2 separate regions of the Homo sapiens genome follow, and region 2 is linked to region 1. A link is a contact called in ENCODE Hi-C or POLR2A ChIA-PET data. All regions are on one chromosome and are shown on one strand. Each heading gives the region's core, a stretch centred on a gene start or an enhancer-like site at or near the end of the contact. The rest is flanking DNA. Distances are from core to core; before and after follow the strand shown. Region 1 has its middle 37 kb from the start of TMEM273. Region 2 holds the start of C10orf71-AS1 (C10orf71 antisense RNA 1).

The links. Hi-C counts contacts between places; a loop is a spot of excess contacts on that map. ChIA-PET counts read pairs that join two places held with the same protein, here RNA polymerase II (POLR2A). Pooled maps may share reads with other maps.
Region 2: a loop to region 1 is called in a map of heart left ventricle, with 2.7 times the contacts of the local background. The contact joins the promoter of C10orf71-AS1 here to the enhancer-like site in region 1. A Hi-C loop is called at or near these places in 17 of 168 maps with a recorded cell type or tissue (K562, Right ventricle myocardium inferior, Right ventricle myocardium superior and 8 more) and 11 of 50 pooled maps. POLR2A ChIA-PET finds 5 or more read pairs at or near these places in 1 of 52 experiments (K562).

The regions. Positions count from the first base shown.
Region 1 is chr10:49,224,245-49,227,290 of GRCh38, reverse strand. No RefSeq gene overlaps it. Among named protein-coding and RNA genes, the nearest start is that of TMEM273, 37 kb to the right of the region's middle. Within about 2 kb of position 1,775, at least 3 of the 41 ENCODE cell types and tissues checked have a DNase peak (open chromatin) inside an H3K27ac peak, as active enhancers do; they include heart left ventricle and psoas muscle, where a contact is called at or near this core.
Region 2 is chr10:49,297,236-49,300,158 of GRCh38, reverse strand. C10orf71-AS1 (C10orf71 antisense RNA 1) reads left to right here and starts at 1,266. Exons shown (of 2, transcript NR_108038.1): 1 at 1,266-1,469. It overlaps C10orf71 (chromosome 10 open reading frame 71), which reads right to left and starts at 989. Exons shown (of 3, transcript NM_001135196.2): 1 at 926-989.

The sequences.
Region 1 (3,046 bases), core at 526-3,025:
AGTGTGCGCTCCTCACATGCACTGGTTCCAACACCATCCTGTTCTGGCTCCTCCCATTTTTTCTGAGGAGGTCTGGGCCATCCTGAGCCCTGTTCCACTAGCAGGTTCAGGAACTCCAGGACCAATGTGTTTTTCAACAAAAGTGTGACAGGAACCCCTGCTCCCCCATTGACCCCTCTAGCCTCTAGCAAATTCCCTTCTCTCCTGTTTCACAGGCAGCTTCTTGTGAGGGTTGTGGACTTCCCCGTCATCCCCACTCTCCTTCCACCTGCTCTCTAGCTCACTGAAGTCTTCCATCTCCCCATCCCACTGAACCTGTTCTCACCAAGGAAAAAAATCCCCAGGTGGAACTGCTTCAATGGTCAGGGGACACATTTCAACCTTGTGCTACTTGACTTCTCTGCTGCATTCAACACTCACTGGGCAGCCCTCGCTTCTTGCTTTCCAAGGCACCTTCTCCCAATTCTCCTCCAACCTCCTGGACCATCCCATCTCAGTCACCTCTGTTGGCCTCTTGCCAGCCTTATTTCTGAATGTTGGTCTTCAGGCCATCTCCTTGCCCCATCTTTGCTTTTTGCGCTTTTAGGCAACCCATCCAACATCTTCCCTTTGATGCTCTGATACCCCTGGAATTGTTGCTGCGAAACTAGAGCTTTCTCCTAAGTTCTGCCTGGGGATCCCACATCACAGAGGGCGAAGGCTCAGGACAAAGAGAATGGCCACACCTCCTTCTTTTCCTGTGTTTCCATTCAAAATAAATGGCCTCACCATCTTCCACTCACTCAAGCCAGTGCCCACTCCCCCTCCTTCATGCCCTGCATTCAACCCCTTCCTCACCTTTCTTGTTATCGCACCAAAGGTCAGGCCTTACCCTCTCGACTGCACCTGCAGTACCTCATCACCTGCAAAGTAGCCTCACTCTATTGCACAGGGACTCTCTCTTTCTCTCTACATATATTTTCTATATATTTTTGAAAATAAATATTTCAATGCTAGGCATTTCACCCTAAATACTCTGCAAGGTCTCTTCTAAGAATAAGAGTGGGGCAGTCTCTTGCAGTGGAAAAGGACTGGGATTGATAGAAAGGCCTGGACCCACAGCCGACCTGGGCCAGTTGCTGAGCCCCTGTTGACTTCCTTTGCAGAGTGGGGCTCTGTGCATTTCTCTGACCCACAGAGTGCTGCGGGGCTCTGTTGTTAATGTGCCTGATCCATTGGAGCTGGTCACACTGGAGCTGTAGGCTTCTAGTTCAAGCCCCACCAACTTTCTTTTGCAGCTTGCAGGGGGAAGGCAGAAAACCAGCCGGGGGCAATGGCCAGCACTGAAAAGGAGAAAAAGGGAGGCCTTGTTAGTTTAAGTAATGTGTCCAGAAGATAAATCTTGTGAGAAGGTCTGTGTATGGTTATGCATGTTTGGAAATGTTTTGGGTGTCATGTTGGCTTGGTAGGAATAGAATGTCATGATACAGCAGAAACCGGTGGATTTCCACAAACACATCACAATCAGCAGGAAGAGAGTGTCTTGGTCAGCAGGACAGCAGGAGATGCAGGGCTGATAAAGAGGAAGAGCTCCCAGGCTTTCCCCACTTCAGAGAGGGAGGCCTGGGTGGAGCTGGGAGCAGTGGTGCTGGAGACAGAGTGGGCTCTCTTGGGGAGGGCTCGGGCATGGACTGAAGTGACACTGAGCCTGTCAGCTAAAGATGGCCCTGAGCTGTCCCTTGGCCACTGTCTGTGAGTCATTGAGTAACGTGAGTACATGTGGCCCGGCCCGCAGTCTCGTCTGCATGGAAGGAGACCTGGTTGGAAGCTGCGGTGCTCATTTCCTGGAGGCTCCTCTGAGCTAACTCCTGCTGGCTCCAGGGCAGCCTGTGTCCGACCACCCCTTGCCCACCCTCTTAGCACCGAGCTCCTAGGTCCAGCACATTTTGCTTGTTACCCTTCGATTTACATATCTGACAGTCACAACATCTACTTGAGAACTATTTTAGGAGCCCTCTGGTGTTATCAGGAAGCAGCAGTAACATAGCGGAGCTGCCGGGAATTTTTCCCTGGTGTTTGTATAGGAGCCCACCTAGGGAGCATTTCAACAATCAGTGGGGCTCTCTTCTTGCTGATGATATCATGGTCCCATGAGACCATAACCCCCAGAATGGGAAGCTGCCAAATCAGTAGGCCACCACTTTTCGATTTGGTGCTCAAAGATTTTTGGCCAGAGGAACCTTATCAAGTAGAGATGGTCCCTAATTTAAGATGATTTGATGTAAGATTTTTTGACTTTATGATGGTGCAAAAGCCATATGTATTCAGTAGAAACAGTACCTTGAATTTTGAGTTTTGATCTTTTCCTAGGCTAGTGATATGCAGTATGATACTTTTACATGAGATATTCAACACTTTATCGTAAAATAGGTTTTTTGTGTTAGATGATTTTGCCCAACCATGGGCTAATGTAAGTGTTCTGAGCACGTTCAACTAGGCTAGGCTGGACTGTGATGTACAGTAGGTTAGGTGAATTAAATACATTTTTTTTGAGACAGAGTCTCACTGTGTTGCCAAGCCTGGAGTGCAGTGGTGTGATCATGGCCCACTGCAGCCTTGTCCTCCCAGGTTCAAGAGATTCTTGTGCCTCACCCTCCAAAGTAGCTGGGATTACAGGCATGTGCCACCATTCTCGGCTTATTTTTGTAATTTTTAGTAGAGATGAAGTTTCGTCAAGTTGGCCAGGCTGGTCGTGAACTCCTGGCCTCAAGTGATCCATCTGCCTTGGCCTCCCAAAGTGCTGGGATTACAGATATGCACTACCACACCCAGCCTAAAGGCATTTTTGACTTACAATATTTTTTAACTTAGATGGTTTTATTGAGATGCAACTCCATCATAAATTGAGGAACATCTGTATCACATTGTTAGAGTAATATTTTCTTGGCCACAGATGCCAGCACCATGCTTCCTGTACAACCTATAGAACTGTGAGCCAACTAAATTTCTTTTCTTTATAAATTACCCAGCCTCAGATATTTCTTTTGAGCAATGTAAGAATGCAAGA
Region 2 (2,923 bases), core at 17-2,516, 73 kb before region 1:
AGGTTCCTATACTTAGGGAGCTACCTGAAAGGCCTACACAATGATTTTTCTTAAGGCTATCTAGCTTTCCACACACATTGACCACTGCCGTTCTCAATGTTCAATTCTTCTCCACCAGAAAATAAAAGAGGTAATTTTAGACTCAGTCAAGCATACCCTGTGGGAGTCTGGTGGGGGCCCTCCCAGGGTGTGTAAGAACAGGCAGCCTGTGGCGGGCTTTGTTTTGGGGACACACATGCTCGCAGAGCCCACAGGCCAGAACGTCTCAGTCACCAGTTTTTCTCTTTGTTACAGCTGGTGTGACCCTGCCTGGCCCAGCGCTGGGGGAGCTAAGAAAGCCAGCCTCCCTCAGCCCTGAATGCTGAAAACCTGGGACCATGGGGTCACCCATTTGACAGCGCAGTGGCCTGGGCACATCTGTGCACTCAGCCATGTGGGAGCAGAGATCCCTGACAGATGACACCTAAGGACAAAGTCACACATGTACACGGTTCCGGGTACGTGGTCCCCGAGGCCCATCCAGCACACCAAGAACCTTAGCCCCAACACCAATGGGCTCCCGGCACACACATACCACCCTGCACAGCACCCTGGCACCGAACTACTTCCCCAGCACAGCATCGGCCCAGCGGGAACATCCCTCCCGCCATGAACTTGAGCCTCCCTGCCCACGCTAAGGAGCCAGACAAGTGTCTGGGCTGTACCTTCCGCTCTCTGCGTGTCCAGCTGCTCAGGCCTCCTCGGGAATGGGAGAGAAACCCGGCTCTGCCCAGCAGCCAAGACTTCTTTCCTCTTTATCCAGGCTGCCCAAAGGTGATAGGAGAGTGGATTCAGGACCCAAGCCTCCTCTAGCTCACAAACCTACCCACCTGAGGAAGATCAGTGACCAGAAGCCGGCCAGACACGGGAAGTCCGCGAAGCTTACCTAAATAGAGACCCAGCCGGGGGAAACCAAATGGTGTTCTTGGTGGGGAAGAGGCAAACAGTCCGCACTGCAACACCCGCGTGGTGTCAAGTAACAGTCAGATTAAACAAACAGCCTCAGCTGCTATTTTTACTTCCAAATCAGCCACGAGTAACAGATCACTTGGGGAGTGAGAAATTGCTTGCCGCTTAGCCGGACCCTAACCACGATTCCAACTTCAATCCAGAATGATTGCTAAAGCTATTCCAGCACCTAGAGTCAAATAAAAATATCCCGAGGTGGGAAGGAAAACATTTGTTTAGGGAAACATTAAAAACAGGAGAGTGTGTGCCTTGGAGCCAGAGCCCAGAGCCCTGCTGATGTCCCGGGGCAGAAATAGCCCGTTTCATCATCGGCTCTGGACGACCGCCGCCCGCATTCCTCGAGTAAGGAGCCGTCCTCTGCTGTGCTTTTGGAGCAGAATAATCTGCAGCTAGGGGAAGGCCAGGCTGGGTCTCAGGGTGAGAGTTACAGAAGGATATGAAATAATCGGGGAAGAGGCAAGGTAAGTGTCCACTTGGTAAGCTTGGCTACAGCAAGCCCGGTTGTTTGCAAAGTCCAAGCACCAGTGGACAAGTCCCGTTCTGCCAGGCTCCCCTCTCCACCTCTGGGAAGGGCTGGCCTCCCTTCAACCCTGAGGTGGGCTCATGCCTGCCTTCCCAATGGCTGCTTTCTGTCTCAGGCTGGGGTCACCTGCTCCCCAAACTGCCCACAGATCCCCCAACTTTTTCCACTGGCTTTTCCTTGGCTTGTGCCATGCCAGCTCCCAGAGTGCCTTCCTTACTCTCCCAAGCTGGCCCTAGGATAGTCTGCTTGCTACCAGGATTTAATGCAAGAGTGGGTTTTTTTCCCCCTTTCTCTCCAAGGTTCTTTTTTATGCTTCCCTGACTGTGGCCTGAGAAAGCGGAGATGACTGGCCCCCGCTGGGTGTCCTGCTCTGTGCAGCGCTCAAAGCCTCTGCAAGTTTGCAGTGTGCTGTGTCTTTGGGTCTATTTGTAGACTGTCCCTTCTGCCCCTGTGGGCTCTTCAAGGGCAGCAACCTGTGTCCCAGCCCCAAGCTGGGGCCTGGCACCACCTCCAGCCTTGAACCGGCTGACAGCCAGGGCCACAGGGACCCAGGTCTATGTACTTTTGTCTAAACCAAGTCACAAAGAACAGCTCCTCCTTGCCCTGCAGACTAAGGTGTGAGATTCCAACCAGCAGGAGCATTCAGACCCGCCTCCTCCTGGGAGCCTCAAGACTTGCCTTTTGCCCTGAGAGCTTCAGAACCTCGCTGTGGGGATGATTACTTGCTGCTCCGCACTCAGAGATGCTTTGAGGGAGGCCCAAAGTGAACCCCTCAATTTTACCCACCCACCTCCCTACCTCCCCATTTGCCAAAACAAACGCATGCCAAAAGGTCAGACAAAAGCCATCAACTTGAGATGGGAGCCAACATTTAAAAAGTACACAGGATTTTGAGCCCTGGCTCCATTATTTCCTGGTCAGTTGACATGTCACATACTTACCCTTCCTGAGCCTCAGTTTACCCATCTCTAAAGTGGAGAGAATGCCTGTGCTCTGTGGGATTCAGGGTCAGGGGAGCTCATGTACATGAATATGCTCGTCTATTGCAAAGCTTCCCAAAATGTTAGTCATTTATTTGTTATTTTTTCCCATGATTTTTGCTACACCTCAACCATCTGTATCAACATTTACTTACTATTTTCCTTTAAAGAAAATTTAAATTGACTTGCTTTTTTTCTTGAACAGAAGAACTTTATGGAAAACAACAATACTTAATAGATCATGGATTTGACATATTTGTTAATTTCCCTCCCTCCCAGTACACATTGAAACAAATTTACAGTCAGTTCATATGTCATCTGTTTGACCCAAATCATTTTGTTCCAGATGTTAGAAAATGTTGCATTACTAAACCTCATTTTATGGAGGAGTTTGCTTTGGGGTGTGAGTAAC